2 separate regions of the Homo sapiens genome follow, and region 1 is linked to region 2. Evidence: read pairs that join two places in POLR2A ChIA-PET (ENCODE). Cell type or tissue: PC-9. All regions are shown on one strand. Each heading gives the region's core, and the rest is flanking DNA. Links, peaks and the distances in the headings are about the cores only.

Region 1 (5,365 bases), core at 235-5,234, 140 kb after region 2:
CTTGGCCTGTATGGAGCCATCATCTGCCCAGGGTGGAAGGGGCAGGAGACATCGAGGGGTAGGGTGGGGTGGAGGAACTTTCTCTTACAGCCACGTGAGAGGCCTGGTCTGCCCAGCGGGGTCCTGAGCTGTTGGTTCTCCAGGCACCTTCAGAGCCACTGGGTTGGGGGTTGGCCAGACTGAAAAGACTGGATGCTCAGGGCTGTGCTCCCTCCGCACCTGCCCTACCTGCAGGGAGGCAGGAGCCCAGCTGGCCAGTGGTTGGGTGAGGACAGAGGTGAGGGTGCTAGGAGCAGCCACTAGACACAAAACCAAGTCCCTCAGCACAGGCCCCTCATCTGGGAGGCACCTGGATGGGAGGACAGGTCCGGCCAAAGAGGTGCACACATGTGGGGCTGAGGAATGGGGTCCCTGCACAAAGCCGGCGTCTGCATCATGGGCAGACAGACCACCATGTCCTCATGAAGTGCTGGCTTCTTTCCTTCCACCTCCTCATTTATAGGGTTGGAAGAGTGACAGCTGAGACCCCAACCTCAAGTGCCCAGGCTGTTGTGAGGACGAAGCAGGGGGCTGTCACAGGTACGGGCTGAGGGCCTGGCAGGTAGGGGCTGTTTCACCTGGAAGCCCCAGAGCCCGGGAGAGTGCAATGCTCCGAACATGTACAGGATGGGAAGGAATTCCACACGCTCTTTTCCTGTGCCATCCCCAGTCCGCCATGGAAGGGAAGCATCAGGAGTAGGATGTGGTGCCTTTTAATTGTACCCATAGAATAGTAATTTGTGTAAACTGCCCCTTTCCCTTTTTGCCTCTGCCACTGGGAAGCTTGGAGCCAAAGCCGTGGGCCTATCTCTGCCTCCACTTAGACCTACCTTCTCTCCCCGTTCCCTTGGTCTTTCACCTCTACTTTTAAATACATGTTCTGATGTTCTGCGGCATCTTTGCTGCACCCCCAAATCCCTTCTGGACAAGGCGACCCCTGGCTCCTTCCTTTGAGCTCCTTGGTTTCTACAACCCTTAAGATGCCCCCACCCCACAGTGGCGAATTTCACTCTCTGGGAAGCGCGGCAGCAGGTGCCTGGGACGCGCCCACCGGAGCCTGGGCTTTGAATCCCTGTCCCCTACTCCACGCAGTGTCAATGTCGCCTGGCCGCCTGCACGTCTGTTTCCTTTGTGCTCAATGCATTTTCTAAGGCAGGTGCCAGGTGGTAGCTGTCAGTGTCATTTCTATTTCTGCTGTTGATTTGCTTGTCTGCTTCTCCAACTGCCTGGCCCCCAGGCTCCTGAGCTCAGCAGGCAGGGAGTGCATACAGAACATCCCCCCACCTCTGAGCTGTCCCCTGTCATTGGACAATGCCCCTAGATGGCACCTCAGGCCTCTGCGGGAGTCTGGGGGCTGTGGGAGTCTGGGGGCTGGTGGAGGCTGTCAGGAGAGGCTGCCCGGAGGAGGTGGTGAGACCTGAGGGCTGAGTAGGGTTAGCCAGGGCAAGGAAGGCAGGGGAGAGCAGATGGAAAGGTGGCTGTGAGGAGCAGTTTGGCCAGGTGTGTGGACAGCCCCTCTGAAGCCAAAGAGTCTAGAAGGTCCTTTGAACCTGGCCCTGTGAGCCTGTGCCGATCGGGCAGAGGGGCCCACATGACAAAGGCACGAGGCATGGCTCCCATGTGCCTGAGGAGGGGGAACAGGGGAGAAATAAGACCCAGAGGCTCAAGTGTGCTGTGCTGAAGAGCAAGGCCTTCAGGGAGGCGACAGGGAGCCACAGAAGGTTATGGGGGGGAGGGTGCACAGCAGGCTCTCTGATGCTTACATTGAACACACAGTTCCAATTTGATTATTTACTTGAACCCAATGACTCCTCTGGCAGTGGGCTTGGCTGTCCTTGCCTGGTGAAGGGATGTGACTTTCTCCCCAAGGTTGCACCTCCTCCAGCCCCAGGCAGCTGCACGGTCAAGGGCAGTACCCAGCAAGGGACGATGGAGATGCCGGCCAGCGTCTGAGGTTAAAGTATACTTTGAAAAGCGTGGCTAACGTTTGAAGGAAAACAGCAAAAGAAGAGTCTAGAAACCAGATCCCTGGCCAACAGGAGTCTACGTTCCAAACAATGTCCCTGAGGAGACAAAGAGCCAGGGCCCCTGGGGGGGCACTGCTGCCAGCCCTGGGGAAGGGACCAGGCTAAGAGGGCTCTCAGATCCTCAGGACAGGAGAGGGTGGGCTCTGCGGGCCGGGCAGGGCTGGCCTGTGCCCACTGCCTGGGGGAACTCAGCCAGCGGGAGCTGTGCACAGGTGCACAGCTGGGCCCTGGTGAGGGGTGGGGATGAGGAGCGGCAGGTCCAGGAGTGGCCGCAGGAGCAGTGACCCAGGCGTTGGGTGATCCAGAGGGACTTGGCCCATTAAGGGGACTTGGCAGCCGTGCCAGCCTGGAACAAGAGCCCGCAGAGGACACCTGCCTGGACAGATGGCGTCCAAGGCGGGCACTCCAACAGGGATGCTGTGAATGTCAGGTGCCACCGGGCACTGAACTGACTCAGTTTTCACACCTGAACAGGATCATACACATTCAGCTGTGGACAATTGAATCCATTTCCCGCCTCTGAGGCTTCACCATCTTTCCTCAAAGGATGAGGGAAGTGTCCGGTGACCCTGGCTTCGAGAGTTGGGGTTGGGGAGGGGTAGGAGGCACAGGGTGGTGGGTTGGGACTGTAGAGTCAGGCTCAGGGCTCAGCTCAGGGCAGGTGCCGTTGGGACCAGGGAACCATTACAGGTTCCCAGGTTTGACCTCTGCATCCCCCCAGTCCCTGCCCCTGAGGTCTGGGGTCCAGATTCCCACAGGGCCAGTAGCTGAACTCTTTTTCTTTGGGGAGGAGGAGGCAACCAGGCCTGGAGTCACTTCCCTTGTAAACTAGGCTTTGGCTTTTCTCTCTTCCCCTCCCTCTGGGCGGAGAGGTGGCCGACATCTAGTCAGGGCAACTGTGGGTCAGTCACCCACAAGCTGGAAAACCAGATGGTCCTGAGAGTCTACAGGGGACTGGGCTGAGTTGGGTGGGTGGAAGGACAGGGAGGGTTCTGGCCAGCGTTGGGGGGGCCCGTGCTGGAGGCAGGGCGGGTCTCCATGCCCAGCCTCTGTCCCCCAGGTTCCAGTGGTGGAGGGGGTGGGGCAAGTGGAGACAGCGGAGGGCGGGGGTTAGGGGGGCCCTGGCTTCCTCCAGCAGGCTCCGCCTGCCCCAGCAGCTGCTGCTTCCGCCGCTGGCCTGGCAGACAATGCGCTGGCGGGGAACAGTGGCCCGGGGCCAGGGCTGTCCATCCCCCCCAGCTACACAGGAAGACAGAACTCAGAAGACCAGTGTGTCCTGAAGTGAACTCGCTGCCCAGGCGCTGTGATTTAGGGCTGTAGATTCCCAGAGGAGATGCCTCCAGTTTGAGTCAAACTGGTTTCTTTCAGGCTTAAAATGGCAGGGCCCTGGGACCCCGTTGGGGAGGGGGTCGAGTTGGGAGGGATGGCCCTGGGAAAATCTCTACCTCATCTCTCCCTTCTCCTGCAGCCCTTGCCCTCGGGCTGTGTGGGTGGCACCTCAGCCCTCCTGCCACAGGGCCTTTGCACGGCTGGGCCCCTGCCTGCAGTGCCCTCTCTTGAGGTCCCTCAAGCCTGCTGCATCTGGGTCTCAGTCCAGAGGCCTCCCGTGGCCTGCCTGCCTCTCCATCCTTGCCTTAGAGCCCTTCCTGTCCCCTCTCCCCAGACATGGGCCCTGACCTGTGCTATGATTTCCTGTCTGGGTCCTGAGGTCCCCTCAGTCATTCTTGTTCCTCCTCTCCTGCCTACTCCCCCTCCTGGCACTCTCCCCTGAACCCTCAGGGCTCAGCTCCTGTGGTCCCTGGGCACCCTTTCTCCCAGGCCCTGCCTACCCACGTGGCGTGGGCCCCTCCATCGCCTGCACACCCCTCCATCGCCTGCACGCCCCTCCATCACCCATCGCAACGTGCCTGTGTGCTTGCCCGTCTCCCTGGCCCTGGAAATACTCCGGACGGGCGGGGCCGCTGCAGGAGCCCACCCCGATGCCAGACCTGGGCCAAGAGAAGAGGCAGGCTCTGCAGAGAGGTCCTGGGCAGGCAGCATGGACCTGGGCTTCCCCTTCCTCAGCATAGACCACAGCCGGCCACCAGGCCGTGGAGCAGGAGGGCGGCCCCACTGAGCTCCACAAAGCGGAACCGGCCCTCTGAGTCAGCGCAGGGAGCAGAGACCAGAGTCAAGCAGCCCTCCCTGGATGGGGGCGGCCTGGAGCTCTCCTCCCTGGACTGGGATGGCCTGGAGGTCCCCTCCCTGGACCGGAGCACCCTGGAGGTCCCCTCCTTGGACCGGGGCACCCTGGAGGTCCCTTCCCTGGACCGGGGCACCCTGGAGGTCCTGGTGCCTGCCCTGGCCCCACTGCCATAGGCCAGGACTCAGCTCTGTCCCAGGCCTCAGGCCCAGCCCTGCCTGCTGCTGACCTCCTTTTGACCCAAGTGTCACCCCCGGGGCGTTACGTGGAACTTACCCTGGGCCCGCAGGTGGTTCCCAGGGCCCAGCTATCCCCTCCTCGCCTCTCAGACTCAGCCAAGTGGCATCGCCTCAGGGAAGCCCTCCCTGATCTGCCTTCGGCGCTCCCTGTTGCATCAGGTGCCTTCCAGCTTGGAGGAGGGTGGTCTGTCTGTCTGTCTGTCTGGCCGACCGGTCTGTCTCTCCCGCTAGACTCTGAGCTTGATTTAGCAATTCATGGACTGAGGGGGACTGCTACACTTTGGTGCTGATTTTGGTAACTTCAGAGCCTCTCAGCCCAGGCCTGGCACATAAGGCCCGCAGGGAGCTGCTTGTTGGTTGACACTCATGGAATGAGTGAACTCTGGAGCCTTCCTTGAGGCATCGAGCTCGCCCCTGCCTGCTGGCCCACCGCTCCCTCGCCCTGGCCACTCATGGTGCGGGGCTGTGGCTTCCGGAGCCCTCTCCCTCCTGAGCGTGAGCTCCCGGGGGGGAAGAGAACAGGGTGGGAATCAGCCGTGAGAAGGAACGGAGCACAGTGCGGCACCGACTCACTGTCACTGATGCTGTGACAGCAACCACAGTGAAGAATCACACAGCCGGAGAGAGCAGGGGAGGGCGTGGAGAGATTGGAGCCTGTGCACACGCTTGCTGGTGGGAAGGTGAAATGGTGCAGCCACTGTGGACACCGAAGAGAGAGCCAGAGCCACCATGGCATGGACAGGAACAGGTCCCCTCCTGCGTGTAAGTCGGGAGAAGCGGCCACAGGGACACACCAGACACTTGCACCCTGAGGTTCCTCACCGCTCACAGAAGCTGAGGAGAAACAGTCCCGGCGTGCACCCAGGGGGATGGAGGAA
Region 2 (5,365 bases), core at 278-5,277:
CCCCCTCATCTCTAAAATGGGGCAGGGACGCCTTCCTGGATGGGTCCTGGTGTGAGTTTGAGGAGGGAGCACGGGGGTGGTGCAGGGTGGGGCCTGATGAGTGGGTCATATTTGGGACATGGTAACCACCAGCTTGAGGGCTCTGTCAAGAGTTGCCTCCTACAGGAAGCCTGCTTGGCAACCGTCCCCCTGCCAAAGCTGCCCTCTGCCTTGTGTGGCCACCACCTCCTGTGTTCCATGCGGCTCTTGTCGCATCCAGCACCATCTTTATGGCGGCCCACTGCCCGGTCCTGTCTCTCCACTCAGGACAGCCGACAGGCAGGCCTCATGCCTCGCAGACACCAGCCCCAGTGCCTACGTGTCTCCCGCCCGTGATCCCCTGTCCCACCCTATTATCTGCCTTTCACCAAAGCATCCTGCCAGCCAGGAAAGGCAATCTGAACCGGAGCCTGTGCAGCTGAGTGGAAGGGGGGCTGCCCTATTGCATTGCTCTGCTTGGGTTTCACTAAAACGTGGGATTGGGCCATGGTCCCTCATCTCCTGGAAGGGACAGGTCATGTTTGACAAAGTTTTCTGGGTCTGCAGCAAAGTGAAAAAAACAAAACAAAACAAAACAAAAAAACAAAAAACTGACATTGTGAAGAGTTTCCTATAGAACTTCAACTAGCTGATTTAAAGAAATACCTCGGGGCCAGGCGTGGTGGCTCATGCCTGTAATCCCAGCACTTTGGGAGGCCGAGGCAGGTGGACCATCTGAGGCCAGGAGTTCGAGACTAGCCTGGCCAACATGGTGAAACCCCATCTCTACTAAAAATACAAAAATTAGCTGCGCATGGTGGCACGTGCCTGTAGTCCCACCTACTCTGGGGGCTGAGGCAGGAGAATCGCTTGAACCCAGGAGGCGGAGGTTGCAGTGACTGGAGATTAGCCTGGGCGACAGAGTGAGACTCTGTCTCAAAAAAAAAGAAAAGAAAAGAAAAGAAAGAGCCTTGGGCTGGGCATGGTGGGCCTGTAATCCTAGCACCTAGGGAGGCTGAGGCAAGTGGATCACCTGAGACAGGAGTTCAAGACCAGCCTGACCAATATGGTGAAACCCGTCTCTACTAAATACAAAAAATTAACTGGGCGTGGTGGTGCATGCCTGTAATCCCAGCTACTTGAGAGGCTGAGGCAGAATTGCTTGAACCCTGGAGGCAGAGGTTGCAGTGAGCCAAGATTGCGCCATTGCACTCCAGCCTGGGCAACGAGAGTGAGAGTCCATCTCAAAAAGAAAAAAAAAAAGCAATAGCCTTTTTTTTCAGGCCAGGCATAGTGGCTCACACCTGTAATCCCAGCACTTTGGGAGGCAGAGGCGGGAGGATTGCTTGAGGCCAGGAGTTTGAGACCAGCCTGGGCAACATAATGAGACCCCGTCTCTACAAAAAGTAAAAAAAAAAAAAATTAGCCAAGCATGGTAGCACGTGCCTGTGGTCCCAGCTACTCAGGAGGCTGAGGTGTGAAGATCACTTGGGCCTGGGAGGTCAAGGCTACAACGAGCTGTGATTGCACCACTGCACTCCAGCCTGGGCAACATTGAGAGGCTCATTTCTTTTCTCAAAGAAAAACAAGACAAATATCCTTTTCCTTCCCAAGACTATATCCTTTATATTCTTTTGTTGTTGTTGAAAATACCTTTCCTTAGTGGGAATTGCTTAGATGAAGTGCTGATATTGGTTAGCTTTGACTTGGCAAAACCAAGATATTGGCAAACACCATGTTTGTCTCCAAAGCTGTTGAAAATGGCACCCATCTGTAAGAGCCCAAGGTCCAAGGGCCGACCCCTCACCCCTCAGATGTGCTTTATTTACTGATAAACATACAGCACCAAGAATTCTTGACATTTTCCCAATCTTTCCATGCCAGCTCTCTTCTCCATTTTATTAGTGATATTTATTTTCAAGTCAACACATTGGTTTGTGTTGAGACTTGCAGCGTTGGAATATAAAGTTCTATGTGAGGCCCTGATTTTGATCTTTCACAAAACCAAGGAGCAGGGTGCGGGCTACAACCTTGAGAACCTGCAGGAGCTACGCCCACACGGGCCTTGGCTGGCATGACATTGGACACCCTCCCAGGGGGGCCCCCGGCCTGGGGAAGAGCCTCCTCTCTGCCTGGGAGCCTCAAGGTGTGCAGAGGAGGGAGTTGGCTGGAGCCAGATGTGTGAAGGCAATCAGTGTTTCTCTGCAAGGTGACGGTGGCGTGGGGCAGGCAGACACAGGACCAGCATCCTGGCAGGCAGGGTTCTTGGATGGCTGGTGGGGAAGACAGGCTGGGAGACTGTCAATTCATCGTTCCCCCTCTCCAGGTGGAGGCATGAAATTAGATCAAAGCATCTTGGTGAGTATTCGTGATGAGTTGAGTTTTTAAAACAAAACCAAATAACTAGCTAGTGGGTGCTCAGTGGGTGGCAAGGACTGAGTTGGCCTTTCCAAGCATGACCCTGCTTCCCTGTCCAGCGTGCCCAGTGCTGACTTTCTCTCAGAGAACATGGTGGGCTCTGGGCTCCTGTGGAGTTTCCAGGACGTTTTCTCAGCTCTGCCTGTTCCCTGGCTCCCTGAGACTTTGGAGTGCGCTGCAGGAGGGACTGGCCATCTGCCCGGCCTGGTCTAGCTGCTGTTCACTCAGGGTTGGGTGCTCTCAGTACCTCCTCTCCCTGCTGGGCTAGGAGTCTGCCCTCACTGCCTCCTCATGCCTGGGGCAGACCTCAGTTTCCCACTAACCCCATTCTTCTAACTCCCTCTCTGTGTGCCTGCCTCCCTCATCACACCAGGAGGGGCTCCGGCAGAGGAACCCTGCCTTCCCCCATGTGTGGCCTCGGCTCCTAGTAGGCAGAATCCTTCCTGCTGCAAAATGGCTCCAGCTTCATGCTGCCCACCCTTGGAGTAAGAGTCAGCCCTGAGCCCAGGCAGGCCAGGGATGTGACTGAGAAGCATAAGCAGTGGGCACCTGGAGGGCCAGAGACGCAGGCTGAGGAGCTGGGATTGTCCTGCAGACAATGTTCTTGGGCAGCCAAGAAAGATGCTTGAGCACCGGCGGGCTCAGATGCAGGGGACCTTCCCAGTCCCCTGTCCTCACCTGCTCAGAGCCGGCAGAAGGAGCAGGAGCGGGGTCCTGAGACACTGTTCCATAAGGGACAATGGCACTGCTGCAAAGATACCACAATGGAAAGTGGTCTTGCCCTACTCGAAAGACAGTAGTTTGAGTGGGAACTCAAAAGTACCACTTGTGAGGCACAAGTCTGTCTTCTTTCTTTCCTTTTTTTTTTTTCCTGGTGCGGAGGGGAGGTTGGATCTTGCTCTGTCACCCAGGCTGGAGTACAGTGGCACAATCATGGTTCACTGCAGCCTCAAACTGCTGGGTTCACATAACCCTCCTGCCTCTGCCTCCTGAGTAGCTGGGACTACAGGTGTACACCACCATGACTGGCTAATTAAAAGTATTATTATTGGCCGGGCGCGGTGGTTCACGCCTGTAATCCCAGCACTTTGGGAGGCTGAGGCGGGCAGATCACAAGGTCAGGAGATCGACTAAAACACAGTGAAACCCCATCTGTACTAAAAATACAAAAATTAGCCAGGCGTGGTGGTGTGCACCTGTAGTCCCAGCTGCTGGGGAGGCTGAGGCAGGAGAATGGCGTGAACCCGGGAGGCGGAGCTTGCAGTGAGCCGAGATGGCACCACTGCACTCCAGCCTGGGCAACAGAGCGAGACTCCATCTCAAAAAAAATATATATATATATATATATATATATTTATTATTATTATTACTATTTGTATTATTATTTGCAGAAGGGATCTTGGTATGTTGCCCAGGGTGGTCTTGAACTTCTAGCCTCCAGTGATCCTCTCACCTTGACATCCAAAGTACTGGGATTACTGGCATGAGCCCAGTGTGTGGCCTCAAGTCCATTTTTTAAAGTATTTCGGTGGCAAGCTTATGCAGGCATGGCAAAGCAAAAGTGATCAAATCCAGTGAGGGTGCTGCTTACAGGGAGTTAACAAGTGACTCGGGTAATTATGTAAATTCTAAACTCTTAGCATCCGCCTCAGAAGGTGTTAGATTCAGGAAATGGCAAACAAAACTGAAAACAGAAAAACAACTATAGGAAAATGCCCATGTGTTTTACAAGGCAGGCTCTGCTTCAGCCGTGAAAGTGGATCAGGAGTTAATCTGTTTCTGCAGACGCATTTTATGAATAGCAAATCAGTTTCTCCCTGTTCCTCCTACATCGAGGCTGGACACACCTTTACAGGGGATCAGTGTGAAGGGAAGCTGGTGAGGCTGCCTGGGAAGCCCCCTGCCTGCGTCTCCCAGTGGACTTCTTGGGAGCGCCCCCTCCCTGCCTCTGCCCCTCAGCGCCTGAACTGTGGCCACTTGCACTCCTGTTGCCTCCCCAGTGGCTTGAACTCCAGAACTTGCCACCCTTCAGTGGAATTCCTGGAGGAGTGAGGAGCTCTGTGCTATGCTTGGCCACCGAACATGGGCCATCTCTTCTATTATGGTTTGAAATGTCCTCTAGTGTCTTGTTTGGTAATTTTCTAATAATATGGGGAGACCGCGCGGGTGTCCGCTAGCTTGTCTGCTGGTTCTTACTCATGGTGCCTTCTTCCCTTTCAGACTTGGATATCTTTGTGTGCGTCTTGGGGCCCTTTGAAGGGTGTCTGTGGGGTTTCCGTGAGGCCAAGGACAGAGGTTCCTTCTCACAAGGATAGTGTTTACTTTCACATGGACAGCCCAGACCACCTGGAACCAAGTGCACAGAAGCCCCACCATCTCCGGGCCTCCCGGGTGTGATGGGCAAGGGGTCCAAGTCCGCAGGAGCTCCGAGGCTCTTTGTGCTTGAATCCGTGAGTTTCCTTTCCTTTTTTCCTCCCACTCCTTTTAATGCTAACGAATTCCTTGTTTTGGGGCAGGGGCCAGGGTTATCTCTGCTTCAGTCTTCACCCAAGGTGAGGCCTTTCACGCTTCCAGCTTGATATGCCCCTATCAGGCTCCTCATACCTTGACCTCTGTCTACCCCTCTACTCCCTCCAAGGTCAAAGCCCAACTTGCCAGGTTGGCAAATGCTCGCAGGCACCAGTGACCCCAGCGTTCTTCTCTAGGTTCTTGGTTTCCCCCTGAAACTTGGCCTGGAGGTTTCCCACTAGCTTAGCAGCCCTTTGATGCATTTAACTTAATTTTGTTATTGTTTTATCCAAAATTCTTGCTTGTTTTCAGAGGGAAAGGGGGTCTGCCATTACTGCACAGAGAATCTGGGACAGTTATTATAACCATAGAAATTTATTTTCCATGTGCTGTCCCATCTTCTTGATGAGACAGATGTTTA

The links. Peaks named below come from ENCODE experiments on the same cell type or tissue, not always from the same donor. Only the 100,000 strongest peaks of a DNase experiment are listed, where the experiment ranks them.
Region 1: POLR2A ChIA-PET joins it to region 2 with 10 read pairs; 7 of 35 experiments call an interaction of 5 or more read pairs at or near these places.

The regions. Positions count from the first base shown.
Region 1 is chr22:45,995,498-46,000,862 of GRCh38, reverse strand. No RefSeq gene overlaps it. Among named protein-coding and RNA genes, the nearest start is that of WNT7B, 21 kb to the right of the region's middle. RefSeq lists enhancers at 3,133-3,802, 4,766-5,365 and a silencer at 4,262-4,411. In PC-9, for the core only: no CTCF peak of the experiment used is centred there; a DNase peak (open chromatin) is centred at 3,292; H3K4me3 peaks cover 536 bases.
Region 2 is chr22:46,140,437-46,145,801 of GRCh38, reverse strand. LOC124905138 (a long non-coding RNA gene) reads left to right here and starts at 1,574. Exons shown (of 2, transcript XR_007068140.1): 1 at 1,574-2,376; 2 at 4,657-5,365. In PC-9, for the core only: no CTCF peak of the experiment used is centred there; no DNase peak of the experiment used is centred there; H3K27me3 peaks cover 1,562 bases.